2 separate regions of the Homo sapiens genome follow, and region 1 is linked to region 2. A link is a loop called in an ENCODE intact Hi-C map of the cell type or tissue named here. Cell type or tissue: sigmoid colon. All regions are shown on one strand.

Region 1 (8,000 bases), 150 kb before region 2:
GGAAATCCCTCTTTATAAAAGAATGTGTAACAAGGAAATGGAATAGCCTGTCTGCTACCACATGTGATTATTTTGTTAAAAATAAGAACAAAAACAGTTATTTGCTTAACTAAAACCACGTGATAACTTTCAGATAAGTATTTTACTTAAGCTCTATATTCCTTAAAGGAAAAACAAAGTCAGAAGTATTTGTGTAATATCTACATTAGAGTCAAGTCGTCAAGTTTAATATCCCAATTTCTTACCCAAAAACAAAATTTGCAAATACAAATCAATAATCTGTTACACTTACAAAACTGTCTTTAGATTACAAGTTGATATTAAATAACAATTGTATTATTCACTCCTTAAAAATGCATTCAAAGGCCAGGCGAGGAGACTCATGTCTGTAATCCCAGCAGTTTAGGAAGTTGAGGAAGGAGAATCTCTTGAGGCCAGGAGTTCAAGACCAGCCTGGGCAACATAGGGGGATCCTGCCTCTACAAAAAATACAAAAATTAGCCAGGCATGATGGCCTATACCTTTAGTTCCGGTTACTTGAGAGGCTAACGTGGGAGAACTGCTTGAGCCTGGGAGATTGAGGCTATGAGTGTACCACTGCACTACAGCCTGGGTGACAAAGAAAGACCCTGTTTAAAAAAACATGCACTCGGCCGGGCGCGGTGGCTCACGCCTGTAAACCCAGCATTTTGGGAGGCCGAGGTGGGCAGATCAGGAGGTCAGGAGATTGAGACCATCCTGGTTAACACGGTGAAACACCGTCTCTACTGAAAAAAAAAAGAATACAAAAAATTAGCTGGGCGTGGTGGCGGGCGCCTGCAGTCCCAGTTACTCAGGAGGCTGAGGCAGGAGAATGGCGTGAACCAGGGGGGCAGAGCTTGCAGTGAGCCGAGATCGTGCCACTGCACTCCAGGCCGGGCGACAGAGCAAGACTCCTGCTCAAAACAAAAACAAAAACAAAAACAAACAACAAACAAAAAACCAAAAACATGCACTCAAAAGAGTTAGCTCAAGCATCTGGTGGTATCCACTGTATAAAAACCACATTATGATCCAGCAATCCCACCTCTAAGTATGTATCCAAAGGGATGAAATGAGTATGTTGAAGACGCAGCTGCACTCCCACTGTCACTTGTGCATTGTTTACAAATAGCCAAGATATATAAACAATATAATATAGGTAATATAAACATATAGAAATATAATTATCTTTATAATAGAAACACTATAAATTTCTGTCAATGGATGAATGAATAAAACATTGTGTGTGTGTGTGTGTGTGTGTGTGTGTCTGTGTGGGTGTGTCCACACAGGGGAATACTATTAACCTGTAAAAAGAAGGAAATTCTGCCACTTGTAACAACATAGATGAACCAGGAGGACGTATGCTGAGTGAAATTAACCAGACACAGAAAGACAAATAGTGCATGAACTCACTCCTCTGTGGAATTTAAATAGTCCAGCCCATAAAAGCAAAGAGTAGAATGATGGTTGCCAGGATGTGGGGAGAAGGGGACAGTAAGGGTTCAGTCAGGGGGTACAAAGTTTCACTGCGGAAAGATGAATAGGTTCTGGACATCTAATGTAAAACGATGTGACTACAGGTAACAATACTGTGTTGCATATTTCATATTTGCAAGAGGGTAGCCACTCCATCCATCTGCCAACTTACTAGGTTTTTCTGTACGTTGAGTGTAGAGACTGTTTTGTTCTTTGTGTGTTTAGTGCATCTAATACAGTATTTAACAGAGAGTGGGGCTTGTGTCAGTCAGGGTGGATCAGGTTATGCTAAACAAAATCAAATTACCAGCGGCTTGTAATAACAAGAGAGTATTTTCAATCATGTTCAATGACGAACATGAACTAATGGGGTTAGGAGACTCTGTTCCCGGAGATACTCAGGGAATCAGGATGATAAAGAGTGAATCTTAAGACAAGCTGTCAGATCCACAGTGCAGAGAAGAAGAAAGGTAAAAAGCCAAGTGCAAGCACAGAATGCTTCCAGTTTTACCACCTCAAACATCCACACGCTTGCACCTAAGGAGTCCAATCAGACAATCTCCTGTTCTCACAAGAAGATGGGAACAGTGTATTTGTGCACAGTATTAAGTGGGCTTCGGTGCTCAACAAATACTTGCTGAATGAACGAATTATAGATTACTGCAAAAACCACAATTACTTTTGCACCATCCTAATAATTAGAGTAGGTGCTAACTTCGAATTTAATTATTTAAAAATATATATTAACTATTTTCTCTGTACCAGAAAGTCTAGTAGGCATTAGGTAATGAATATTAAAGAAAATAATCAAATGTCCTAGTAGGAGAAAACTATTATTATGATTCCACCTAGGCTGGATGTAGTGGCTCATGCCTATAATGTCAGCACTCTGGGAGGCCAAGGTGGATGGATCACTTGAGCCCAGGAGTTCGAGACTAGCCTGGACAACATAGAGAGACTCCTGTCTTTATGAAAAACGCAAAAATTAGGTGGGTGAGGTGATGCACACCTGTGGTCCTGGTCACTAAGGAGGCTGAGCCAGGAGGATCACCTGAGCCCAGGGAGGTCAAAGCTATAGTGAGCTATGGTGGTGCCACTGCCCTGCAGCCTTGGTGGTAGAGTGAGACTGTCTCATTAAAAACGAAACAAAAAAACATATCCACGTAAATGAGAACTTTATCACTCACCATTTCATAGTGAATTCTGCAACTTTCAGTTTTAGCAGGTGGTCATAATAATACAAAAATATCTTCGGCCTTTTTGCTGGACCCGTGACAGGGATGTGTGGTTTAGCTGGCCTGCCACACTCACCCCCTTGCAGGAGGCAGCACGTGAGCGAGCAAGTGCAGGGTCCAGCTGGCTGGTCCTGCAGGGCCTGTGGTGGCACCTAGGTGGGGATGCCTGTGGCCCTGAAGCCCAAGAGGAGGTGTTACGGTGCTCTTTTAGTTCTGCCGTTTCTGGATGGCAGCGTGTTGGCAGCTCAGTTGGCTCCTTGCCTCATTGCATGAGTCAGCTGTCCTCTGCCGGGGAGGGCAATGAGCCAGTGTGACAGCCTTTTTGGGTACCCACACTTGGTGAGTCCCAAACTCTTGTCTTGCATTCAAGAAGAATGAGGTCACACAGACAACTGAAGGATAGTGAAAGTGGAGAATTTAACTGAGCAATGAAAACTGCTCTCAGCAGAGAGGAGAGCTGGAGAGAGGATGGGAAGGGCAGGTTATCTTCCCCGAAGTCCCGCCATCTCCTTCAAGGTCCGGCCATCTCTCTCCAGGTCCAGCCATCTCTCCCACTACTGACTGAGTCTGGGGTCTTCCTAGGCACAGGATGGGATTGGGGCAGGCTGTAGGTAATTTTGGAAAAGGCTACATTTGATTGGTAAAAAGGTGTGATTCAGAAAGAACCAATCGGGAGAGAGCGGGCAAACAAGAATAGAAGATCTCACGTTGGGCCAGCGGTTCCAGGCTGATTTTTTATTTGTATTTTTGGCTTGAAGGCGTGGTTTCACTGGGGATCCACCCCCGTCTGCCTAGAATTTCTCTGCCTCCTGCCTCTATGAATAATTTGAAAAGAAGGAATTATATGCGGGACAACATTTTTTAATATGTATAATTTTTATTATTACCAATAAGCAAACCTGTTACTTATAACTTGGGCTCAGCAGTTTTCTGCCCATCAAAATGTGATGAGAAGCTTTGTGGCAGTTGTCATTTTTTAAAAGCACAGTGTCAAATTCATACCCACCAAAACAGAAAGTCTACAGTCAGGCATTTGGGTTTTGAAAATGCTCTCCTATAGATTAAAAGTGCCATAGAGACAAGACACTCTTCTGTCAGTTAGCTACTCTGTCCTCTGTGTGTGGCAGATAAATATTTGTGATTGATTAAAGTGCACTCCTGGTTAATAACCTCTGATAAATGGACTTTCCCCCAAGATCATAAGCAAATGCCACATCATCAAGGGGCCTTGCTGAGCTGCAGGGATGTCAGAAAAGGAAATTTCCTGGATTCTTCTCCCCAGTCTCCATGCAGATGGAGAAGGGCAGGTTGGAAGAATAAGAGGCCTTACGAAATGTTGCTCTCTCACCACAAGAACCTACAAAATAACCATCTTAGTATGTTTATTAAGCCTCCTGACCCACATGGAAGGGCTTAATAAACATACTAAGATGGTGCCCATGACAGCCTGCATTCAGATCCCTTCTGGAGCACTGGAGCATAAGAGGCTGGCAGACGTGTCACATATTTTTTTACGAGGCACTCTGCTGCCTCTGCCCACATCCCACTGCCGAAAGTCAGTCTATGGCCATGCCCAACATCACTAGGAAAGAAAGCACTTTTGTCCCCTGTAATAGCAGAGAGGAGAAGGACTATTTGCTGAATAATCTTCCAGGTGATAATAACAATCATTATCATCATGAGTACTGTCATTATCTGTCAACAATTATTAATCACAATCGTTAGTAAGAGCATCTCTCCTTTCCATCTCACAGCCCTCATCATCTGCTTCGTGCTCCTCTCGTGTCCATTCAGGTTCAGTGGCACTAAATCACTAGTGAATATAAGGGGCAGAAGGAGCAGGTTTTTGCCTTTTTTCTAACATATCATGCAATCTGTCAAAATGGCCAGCTTATAGATAGCCCCCAGGAAATATGTGATGGATGAGTGGATCAATATTGTTCTTAGAATATCCAAAGGAAGTAGAGAAAATACATACATGTGTACTTATATAATTGAGTACATATAGCATGTGTATAGAAATAACATATGTATGTATGTATTGTATGCTTACATAAATGTATATGCCTATATGTATGTGTATATACACTTGTATGTATACATTTTGTATGTATGTTTATATTTATATATAGTGCGTATATATGTATGTATACATGTGTGTTTATATATATGCATGGGTATGTGTATATACATGTATGTGTGTAAACATTTGTACACATATGTGTCTGTCTATAGGTATGTGCACTGTGTGTATATAGGTATGTGTATTGTGTATATCTGTGTGTATATCTGTGTGTATATGTGTACATGTATATGTATGTGCACTTGTGTATGTGTGTATGTATGCATGTGTATATTTATTTATGTGTATATATGTATGCACATATATAATTATGTGTATATATGTATGCATGTGTGTATATATGCATGTGAATGCACGTGTGTGAATGCACACATGTATATGTGCATGCATGTGTATATATCTCTGTGTTTATATAAGTACGTGTGTGTAGATGCATATACATATATTTGTGTGTATGTATATATGTATGTGTATTTGTGTGTGTCTATGTGTATGTGTTTGTGTGTGTGTGTGTTTGGGTGTGTATTAATGTGTTCAATACTGTCAGGAAGTGTTTTATTGCTGGAGTCGGCGTCTCCTTTGTCTGATGTTTTATGATGTCTTAGCCAGGATGGCTGTTAGAACTCAGAAGAAAAAGAGTTCATAAGGAAGGAATGGGTGCTGGGCTTAATACCTAGGTGATGCAATGATCTCTGCAGTAAACCACCATGGCACACCTCCATGTAACAAACCTGCACATCCTGCACATGTACCCCTGAACTTAAAATAAATGTTGGAAAAATAAAAATAAAGAATTGCTTCCAGTGATAATGGTGGTGAAGCTGGTTATGTCTGTGTTGGCTCATGTAACTACCTTAAAACTGACAACTGTGCAAAACTGCTCAGTGCAAAATGAAGAGTTACATGCTGAGAAGGGAGGCATGAGCCACTGATGAGTACAAAACTGCTAATAAAGCTCTCATTTTACCCTTATCTTGTCCTTATGACCTTTACAGAACACTTGTTGCCAAGGATACTTAGGCACATCAATAAAACTAGAGAAGAAAAAGTATGATAAAATATAATAATGGAAAATTAAGTTACCAAAAAAAGCAATTTTCTCCAACAATAATGGGACAAAGACTATAACAGACACCTCACCAAAGAAAATACATGGATGGGGAATGAGCATAAGAAAAGATCCTTTACATCATATGTCATCAGGGAAATGCAAATTAAAACAACAAAGAGATCTATTACACAGCTATTAGAACTGTCAATATCCAGAACACTGATAAAACCAAATGCTAGTGAGAAGGTAAAGCAACAAATCCTCTTGTTATTCATGGTAATGCCAAATGGTACACTCTATTTGGAAGAGAGTTTGGGGCCTCTTAGAAAACTAAGCATACTCTTACTATACAATCCAGCAATCATGCTCCTTGGTATTTACCCAAAAAAGCTGGAAACTTATTTCCACATAAAAACCTGCACATGGATGTTTATAGCAGCTTTATTCATAATTGTCAATATTTAGAATCAATCAAGATGCCATTTAGTGAGTGAATGGATAAATAAACTGTGGTATAGCCTGACCAGGCAATATTAATCAGTGCTGAAAAGAAATGAACTATTAAACCATGAAAATATGTGGAAGAGCCTTAGAAACATACTATTAAGTTAAGGAAGCCAGTCTGAAAAGGTGGCTACATACTGTGTGACTTCAATTATACGACGTTCTGGAGAAGGTAAAACTGTGAAGACAGTAAAAACTTCAGTGGTTTCCAGGAATTGGGGGTGAGAGGGGTGAATAAGCAGAATATAGATAATTTTAGGGCAGTAAAACTATTGTGCATGACACTCTATGAAGGCGTGTCATTTTAAATTTGTCCAAACCCATAAAATGTGCAACACCAAGAGTGAACTCTAACATCAACTGTGCACGCTGGGTGATAATGATGTGTCAATGTAGGTTTGTCAACTCTAACAAACGAACCACTCTGGTGAGGGATGTTAGAAATGGGGTAATCTGTGCATGTGTTGGGGGTAGGGGACATACAAAAAAGCATCCATCTTCCTCTCAATTTTTCTATGAACCTAAAACTACTCAAAAAAATAAAGTAAATTAAACAAACCAACTCTCATCATAATTACTCAGTTTTATCGACTCATCTAATTTTGCATTAACTGCCTCCAGTAGGAACCACTTAACTTGTCTTTATTTTATTTAGAGTTTCTGAATTTTATGTCCTTTGATAGGGCAAAAGAATCTTATACTGTAATGAGAACTCAGGACTCGACAGACAAAAATTGTAAAAAACCAACATGTAGAGTCACAAGGTTCTTGTTCATGATTTCCACAAGTGCTCTACTTGGATTTACATTTTTTAAGCAAAAATAAGTGCATTAGTTCTTTGTTCATTATGGTTCCAGTAGATAGTGCTTACATTTCTTATTAAAACTTTTCAAAGTAGTGCAAAAAAGAAGATGGACACAGAAAAATCGTGCCATATAAATACCCATCATGCCACATAAGTACCCATCAGCAGTTCTGTTTTAAAAAAAAAAGCTATCATTAAGGAAGAAAAAGTGTAAATTACAAAAATGAGGTCACAATGTAACTCATATAAATTGCAGCCACCTGTTTTTCTCATTTCCAGGAGAAAGGATTTTATGTATGCAATGAAGCAACTTTTTTTTGGAGAAAGAAAATTTGCTCTGCAGTCTTCATTACTTAAGCACTATTTAAGTCTCCACAGTCTTGCCTGCCCAGCTCTTGTCACCAGCTAATCAGCAAGTGGACATCTACGGCTACCATAGAAGAAGAATCACACACTTCCCAGAATTAGAGGATCTGGAAATCCACAGTTGCTTTCAAATAAGACATAGTTGAAAGGTCTTGGATTGGCCTGTGAAAAATCACACAATGGCTTATAAAGCTGAGTTGGAGACAGAACATGGTGCAGTGAATTACAAATTTTAAATCTGGATAAGGTTTCATTCAGATAAAGAGGGAATAGCAAGTCATATTGTAGGTCGTGCTATAAGTGTATATTGTTTTGGTTTATTTGGGCTGCTATAACAAAATGCCATAAATTGGTAGTTTATAAATAGAAGTGCATTTCTCAAAGCTCTGGGGGCTGGGAAGTCCAAGAGCGAGATGACAGCAGATTTGGTGTCCAGTGAGGGCTCACTTCCTGGCT
Region 2 (8,000 bases):
GAGTTCCAGTGGCTCTATGTCACCACCAACACTTGGCATTTTTAATCTCTTCGTTTTAGCAACTCCGGTGGGATGCACATTGGCACCACCCTCTCACTGTATTTTTATCAAACGTTATTGACATTTTGGATTAGTCTCTCCTGCAATCTGCAAACAGTGGCAGAGTTATCTCTTTCTTTCCAATTGTTGTATCTGTTAGTTCTTATAACTCTGGGAAAATACTGAGTAAAGTCGTGATATCAGGCATCCTTCTCTCATTCCTCATAATAGGCAGAACAATGTCAATATTTCCTCAATTGAGTAAGGTTCTGTTTCATATGTTTTGAACAAGTTTTTTATACATTTAAGGAAATTTCCTTCTGTTCCCAGATAGCTCTGAGTAACTGATCATACTGGGTTAAATTTTATTAAATGTTTTTCTCCTTCAGTGAAAGAATCATGTTCTATTTGTTTGCTTAATTCTGTTACTGTAGTGATTATATTGACAGGCTTTTTAAACGTAAACTAACCTACCATTTCCATAATAAAGCCAACCTATTCTGTTGCCCAGGCTAAAGTGCAATGGCGCAATCTCAGTTTACTGTGACCTCCCTCTCCCAGGCTCAAGCGGTTCTCATTCCTCAGCCTCCCCTCCCGAGGAGCTGGGATTACAGGTATGTGCCACCATGGCTGACCAATTTTTTATTTGTGCCTTTAGTAGAGACGGGGTTTTACCATGTTGGCCAGGCTGGTCTCGAACTCCTGAGCGCAGGTGATTTGCCCGCCTCGGCCTCCCAAAGTGCAGGGATTACAGGTGTGAGCCACTGCACCTGGCCCTGAACTCTTTTTATAGTGTTTTTGCCATGTGTTGGGACCAAGGTTATGCTGGACAATAGAGAAACTGTGTACGTTTTTCCTCTTTTACTGTGGAAGAGTTGATGTGACATTGATGTATTTTTTTTTTTCTACTATCTGGAAGCTTTCTAAGCCTGGGTATATTTGTGGAAGAGTGTCGTAAGACACTCTCGTTTTTTAATATAATGTTTATTTTTCTTTCTTCTGTTTTTTTCTTTCCACATTTTTATTCTGATTAGCCTAGCTGCCAAGTTATTTGTATTTATTTTCCTTGCCATTGTAGGATTTATTAAAATTGAAGCAAAATTTATTTAATTAGTTTCGGGAGACTCTCAGAATCTCCTCTAATATTCTTCTCTATTCTCTTTTCTAATTTTGACACTGATTACACACATTTGTCAGGCTATTTCTCCATTCCAAAAATGTTTTTATATGTTTAATGTCCATTTAAACTATGTTTTTATGTTTGATTCCTCTCTGTTTATATTTCCATCTGACCATTTTCTACTGGCCTGTATTCCCAATCATTAATCATCATCTTAGTTTTGCCAAATACGCTGTTAAGCCCACATATTTGTTTATTAATTAAAATCTTGTATATTTTAGTAATAGAATTTCATTTGAATAATTGTATAGAGTGCTCTTTTCTGTTAAAATTTTTCATCTCATCATCTATGTTACTGAATATGTTTATGAGGGTTTTTAAATAATATTTTATTTTTCTTGTGTTTGGTAATTTCCTTTGGTAAACCTGATAGTTTTTAAAACAAATCTTTAATAAGACTTTTTTTTTGAAACGGCTTTGCATGAGCTTAGCTTCTGGGAAGCAGTTAGTGTGTATGTATGCAGGCTGCATTTGTTTTTCTATTATCTGATTAAGAAGACTTGAGGCTTGTGTTCAGTTTTTGTAAGTCTTGAGGGATTATTTTTTCTTGCTTATAGGATGCAATCTTTTAGTATAAAGCTTGAGTCATTTACCGGGGCTATGTTTCTTGCTGAGTTCTGAACCCAACTGTTTTTCCTTCCACATTTAGGGATTGCAGAGGCTCTGCTGACTCCTCAGCCTCCTAACTGCTGCTTCCTACTTGATTCTTTTGCCTCTTGGTCTTTATTTATTTATATAAATTTAATATTTTATTTATTTATTTATTATATATAAGGAAGTATCTTGAGCATCAAAGGAGTTTAGAGATTTCCAGGTTCACTTTTCCTTCCTAACTGATAGGTTGGCTACCCTTAACTGTACATTCAGCCTTCCCAGAACTGTAAGATCAGTAAAAGCTCTGCCTGGCATTTGCTGCATTTTAGTTTCACTTTCTATTTAGCATCTCGGGTTTCTACTCTTCACTGCTTATGAGTCAGCAAATATCGCAATGATAAGGCAGAATCAAACGCTGGGCTCACCTTGAAGTGCTTCCTTTCTCTCCTAGGGACAATGTTTCTCAAAACCTGAGGAAACAAGATAGCTTTGCAATGCTTTAAACAAACGTTATTTCCTTTGGTGCTTTACCAGTTAATTAATGTAGTTGTTCTAAATGGGAGGGTTGATCTACTGTAAACTGACCCATCACCACAAAACTTATGTTTTCTGAGAACTGTAATTTTCTAAATCTCCACAAATAAAAATTCCCCTATTTGAATGCATCTCTGCATTATTTTGTCTTCTTTGTGTTCAATTATGGAGCTAGAAACCTCCAAAGAGTTTAATTAAAATTAATCTGAACTTATTTGGGCGTAAGGGACAGCTCACAGATGAGAGGATAAAGCGAGAGTATAAATGACACCAAAAATCATTTTTTAATTCTATTTTGGGAAAGAATATGGTCTGCATTATTCCATACTAAGTTCAAAGACCTATGCCATTCCATAGAAACAAACTGTGTCGCATCCACACAATTGAATATTGTTTAGCAATAAGAATGAGTTTTCAGGCCACAAAAAACATATAGAGGAAACTTAGATGCATGTTGCTAAGTAAAATGAGTCAATCTGAAAGGCTGTATACTGTCTGATTCCAACTATATGGCATTCTTCAAAAGACAAAACAAGGCAAAATGACTAGTGGTTCCCAGGGTTGGGGGGTGGGGAGCGATAAACAAATGGAACACAGGGAATTTTTAGGGCAGTGAAACTATTCTGTATCGTGCTATAGTGGTGGATACATGACATTATGTAGTTGTCAAAACCTGTAGAATGTACAACACCAAGAGGGAACCCTACTGTAATGATGGACTTTAATGAATAATAATGTATGATTATTGGCTCACCCACTGTTAACAAATGTACCACATCAATGCAAGACGTTTATAATAGGGGGACCTGGGAGGGGTGAGGGAGTCTGTGCAAACTTTCTTTACATTCTACTCAACTTTTCTATAAACCTATAACTGCTCTTAAAATAGTATATTTAGAAAGGAAGGAAAACAACTCCCAAAAACAATAAGTACTATACTCACAGTATTGCACTATGCAATTAGTCATAACAATATAATTAAATCTTTTCAAGCTTGGCATTTTATAAAATTCCTCTGGATTTAGCTGTTAGGTTTGTATTATGCCACTCGAAGTGGGTTTTTTTTTCTATTTTTTTTTTTTTACAACAGCATTAGCTAGGCAAACAATGAAATACATCCTGGTATTTTAGGTAAAAGAGCACATCTGCATGTATTAAACACTCCCAGGATGTCAATCAAGATAGGAAACCACTTGAGATGGAAGAGATGGAATAAAATGATTTTCACAGGCATCCTCAATTGTCTGCAGCTTTATTGGAACCTAGTTTTGATTGCTGGGATTACCCTGAGCAATTAATTGCTTCTTTTTGATATAAATACCTTGCCTCCATTGGTTCATTCTTACAGTGGAGCTCCACCATTTTTCACATGATGAGTAGCATACTTGAAGTGATTGTTCTAGCATCTATTTCCAGGGAAGTATAATTTATCCGAAGCAGAGAGCTGACCTGACCACCAGCAGGAAAACCTTGTGGTAAGTTGCAAGGTCAGAAGTAGCAAAGTCTATCAATGAGGGAAAATAACATCCTCTTCTGGGAAAATTCAGTCCCTTTTAGCACAGACAGTGATCCCTAACTCTGGCTAAGCATTGGCATCATCTGTGGAGAACTTTTTGCAGTTGTCAACTTCTGGGGGATTCTGATGCAGTATGTATAAATCTGTGTGCTGCACACACTTCCCAGGTAACTCAAATCATGAAGGTTTGGGAGCCACTGGATGGATACATGAGCTCTCAATAAGCCCTATAACTTTACTGGTCCAACCTTGTTGGCATGTGGTAGCTATACTACAAGCCAACATATATGCTGAGAGATTTTCACCAACACCATATTTCTGTCTGATAAAAGGTATCTTACATGAGAGTTCTTACAAAGTCTTCTGTGTTACTGAGCTCACAGATACTTGAGTGACAATGACAAAAAAAAATACTATTTGAAGAAGACACATTAAACCTGCAATGACCTAAATCAGTGCAGTTTGGGGTGCTTAGACATCACATAACATAATTGGGTAAAGAATAGGAGGAGAAGGATTAGAGAAAGATGGAAGAGAAGAAAGTAGAGGAAACAAGGAAAGGAAGGAAAGAGGTAGTGAGAATCCTGAGTCACAGTTTGAAGAATACATGAAAATGGATTCCATCCAGTAGAAGGCAGGGTGGAAAACTCCAGACACAATCTAAGTAATAATTATTATTGAGAACAGATCCATTTTATCTCGTTTACATTCTAAAGAAAACAGCAGCTTTCCACCAAGATCTGGTTATTCACACCCTTCTCAATCTAGACAAAGGCAGATGTCTGCGTTCCCTCAGCAGAAGGCAACCTATGAATTATTTTACATGCCTCCCCATTCCATGGGATAAAATGTAACGGATCCATCCACACTCACTTCTGGTCCACAGGTAATTCCTGCAGGGCTCGCCAACTTGGTGAGACATGCCCTTCCCTGGATGGCCACTGACATCCAGTCACACAACCTCCTCCACTTCCTAAACACTCATCTTTCACTGGCATATTCAGTTATTTTTTAAAGCAACTTTTGTCACAAAAAAGAAATCAGACTCAGGCCCATATGAAATTGACGTGAGGATGCCCAGAAGACAAAGATGCAAATGCTGCAGAAACAACCCAATCAATAGACGTACTCATAATAATAGGTTTAAAAAACTTATTTAAGTCACTGAATATTTATTAAGCACCTATTACATGACAGGCACTATTCTGGGCACATAGTAAAGACCAAGATGGATAAATTCTATTTTCCTGGTAGTTCAGCTTCTGAAACAAGCAGCACAACCTTGGGTTTATCTCCTCTACATTCTAAAGTAGGATGATCAAAGTCATAGTCATGATTCACTAAGTGTACGGATGAGTTATCGTCAATCTCTGCCACAAACTCTCCACCAACACACACACAACTCAAAAGATTTAAAAATAATTTTTATAGAAGATTAGAGAAGTTTTAGGTATCCTTAACTGTCAAAAGTCTATTGCTCATATTTACTGAAAGTCTACCACCTATCTTATTATTATTTTCCATATTATTTTCACTGTTCATTAGACTTAAACATTTTCAAAATTCTGGAAAATCATGGGCAGTGTGTTTGTTTCTTCTATGAATGCTTAATTAATACCCCATTGACTGGGCTGGGCCCGGTGCCAGATGCTGGACAACCCAATAGCTTCATTTTAGACTCTCCCTAGGAGAGAATTTAACACAGCAACTCCTGACCCAGGTGAAACTGCCACCAAAGGTCCACGGGCGTCTTCTCTGCAACTCTATATTACACCATACGGGTACAAACCTGCATCAAAACACAGATGCTGTCCAGATTGCCCTTAGACTTTCTTCTGTGAAAGAATAATTCACACCTGCAAAATTTAAAGGCACCATGTAAGGGTTGCAATATTTTCAACAAATGCAAGATGTTTCTCATTCATTACAATTAATCAATGCTGGGTGGGGAAGGTGGTTGGGACAAGAGCCACAATCAATGAAAACACAAAACGAAGCCTGCTCTACTGTGTCTTTATACCTGCCTTGCACTTTGTGTGCATCCTCACACGTGCCAGAGTCAGGGGATTCCATCATTATCCTCTTTAGAGATGATGGAAAGGAGGCTCAGACAGGTTGTCTATTCAGGGCAATGCTTGTGTCTCAGGCTTCCTCATAAGATGCTTCCTACAGACAGGATCCTACAGATGCCTTGTGCCTAGGGACTTCTCCATAACTAGTTCTTTATTTGCAGAAATAAATGCGGATAAGAAATTATTTTTATTAAGGTCAGGAGCAAGGAGGAAGAAAATGTCACTTTTTTGTGAAATCTTGTCCATGTTTAGATTTAAATGAATTTGCTGAAGGAAAGTCATCTGAAGTCCTTTTATCAATAGGAGTCATAATGACTTGTGTACTTTATTCCCTCTTTTATAATAAGGCATTTTCCTGACTCAATCATGGAGCATCCCAAGTTGAAAAATATAAATAACATTTTGCTGGCTCTGTGTCTGAGATAAAAATTCCACATTTAACAGTAAGTAACCATTTCCCCTGCCTGGGTTATAACATAGATTAGGAAACCAGGTGTTTAAGTTCAGAGGCCCCACATGTTACTGTACCTTGAATTTCAAGGAAGTGAAAATAAAAGCCTGCCTGAGCGAATCTCAGGAGGCTGTGGTGCCAGAAGGTAATTATCACCTCCAGGTACCCAGGTTTGCTTTGCTGTGGACAGATGACCTTTTATATAAAAATCTCAAACTAGCATGCCGATTTCTACTTTCTACGTTAGAAAAAATGTTACTGAGGCTCTGAGCGGAAAAAGGCAATTATTGTGTTCAAGGTTCTTTCTCTGTCATCTGACAGCTGAAGTTAAGAATTTTGGGTGATGCATGTCAATCCATTTTGCTCCATCCTTATCAGTGCTGCTAACCCATGAGCCTCCTCCACTCAGGTGCCTTTTGCTAGAGTGGTTTCAGGGACCACAGATAACAGGAAGAAAAGCCAAAAACCACAAATGAGACTTTATTTTCCACTGACCAGACAGTGGGACTCAGTTTAAAAGCTTGACTTGGGATTTTATAAAAGTACGCTCAACTACAACAGACTTCCCAGGATTCTTGAAACGTGATATTGATAACTGTGATCCAGCCACTGTATTAATTAACCTCTTTCTAGCAATGAAAAGTACGTACATAGGTTTCAAATAATTTCTATTAGGGAGAATGCAACATTATGAACAGTGTGATTTATATCTTTTCTTCAGGCAGGAAATAAATTGCAATGGTGTTACTAGTGGCAAAGATCCGAGTCACCCCAAGTTACCGGCAGCCTATCCTTAAGGGTCCACAGCAACTTCGGTCCTTGCCTCCTCGGAAGAAAGAATTTGACTGAGGGGCATAAAGTGGGGAAAGAGACCGAGGCAAGTTCCAGAGCAGGAATGGAAGTTTATTTTAAAGGCTTTGGAAAAGGAAGAAAGGACGGTGCCCTTGGAAGAGACCCAAATGGGCACGGGAAGGTTTAACAGAGGTCAAGTGCCCCATTTAATTGGGATCCTAGGACTTTCATAAGCGGGCCTCTTTCCCATGATTCCTCCCATAGGGTGGGCTGCCGGCATGCGCAGAGCCCGCCTGACCCTTTGGAATTGAGCATGCGCAGTGTGTGTAGGGAGTTAAATGCATGCCCATCGGAGGTTTTCTTTTTTCCAGTGGGGTGCACCCGGGAGACCATACTCCGCCATTTTTGTCTCTAAGATGCATGCTCAGGAATCTGTTTCTCCCTGGGGCCTGCATTCAGTTAACACTTTAAATGTTAACAGGTGTGGACCATTAGGACATTGTCTGTCCCTGGCTGCTAGATTATCTTTATTTTATTTATTTATTTATTTATTTATTTATTTATTTATTTATTTGAGATGGAGTTTTACTCTTGTCGCCCAGGCTGTAGTGCAATGGTGCGATCTCAGCTCACTGCAACCTCCGCCTCCCATGTTCAAGCGATTCTCCTGCCTCAGCCTCCCAAGTAGCTGGGATTACAGGCATGCACCACCAATCCCGGCTAATTTTTGTATTTTTAGTAGAGACAGGGTTTCACCATGTTAGCCAGGCTGGTCTTGAACTTCTGACCTCAGGCGATCTGCCTGCCTCAGCCCTCCAAAAT

The links. A loop is a pair of places that touch in the nucleus more often than their neighbours do. Peaks named below come from ENCODE experiments on the same cell type or tissue, not always from the same donor. Only the 100,000 strongest peaks of a DNase experiment are listed, where the experiment ranks them.
Region 1: it touches region 2 in a loop (2.4-fold over the local background); 1 of 110 quality-filtered maps calls a loop at or near these places.

Annotation. Positions count from the first base shown.
Region 1 is chr12:126,933,733-126,941,732 of GRCh38, forward strand. The region is part of intron 4 of LINC02405 (long intergenic non-protein coding RNA 2405); the gene reads right to left. Among named protein-coding and RNA genes, the nearest start is that of LINC02372, 63 kb to the left of the region's middle. In sigmoid colon, no CTCF peak of the experiment used is centred here; a DNase peak (open chromatin) is centred at 3,019.
Region 2 is chr12:127,081,357-127,089,356 of GRCh38, forward strand. All of the region lies in intron 1 of LOC107984449, which reads left to right. Among named protein-coding and RNA genes, the nearest start is that of LINC02405, 25 kb to the left of the region's middle. In sigmoid colon, no CTCF peak of the experiment used is centred here; no DNase peak of the experiment used is centred here; H3K4me3 peaks cover 1,298 bases.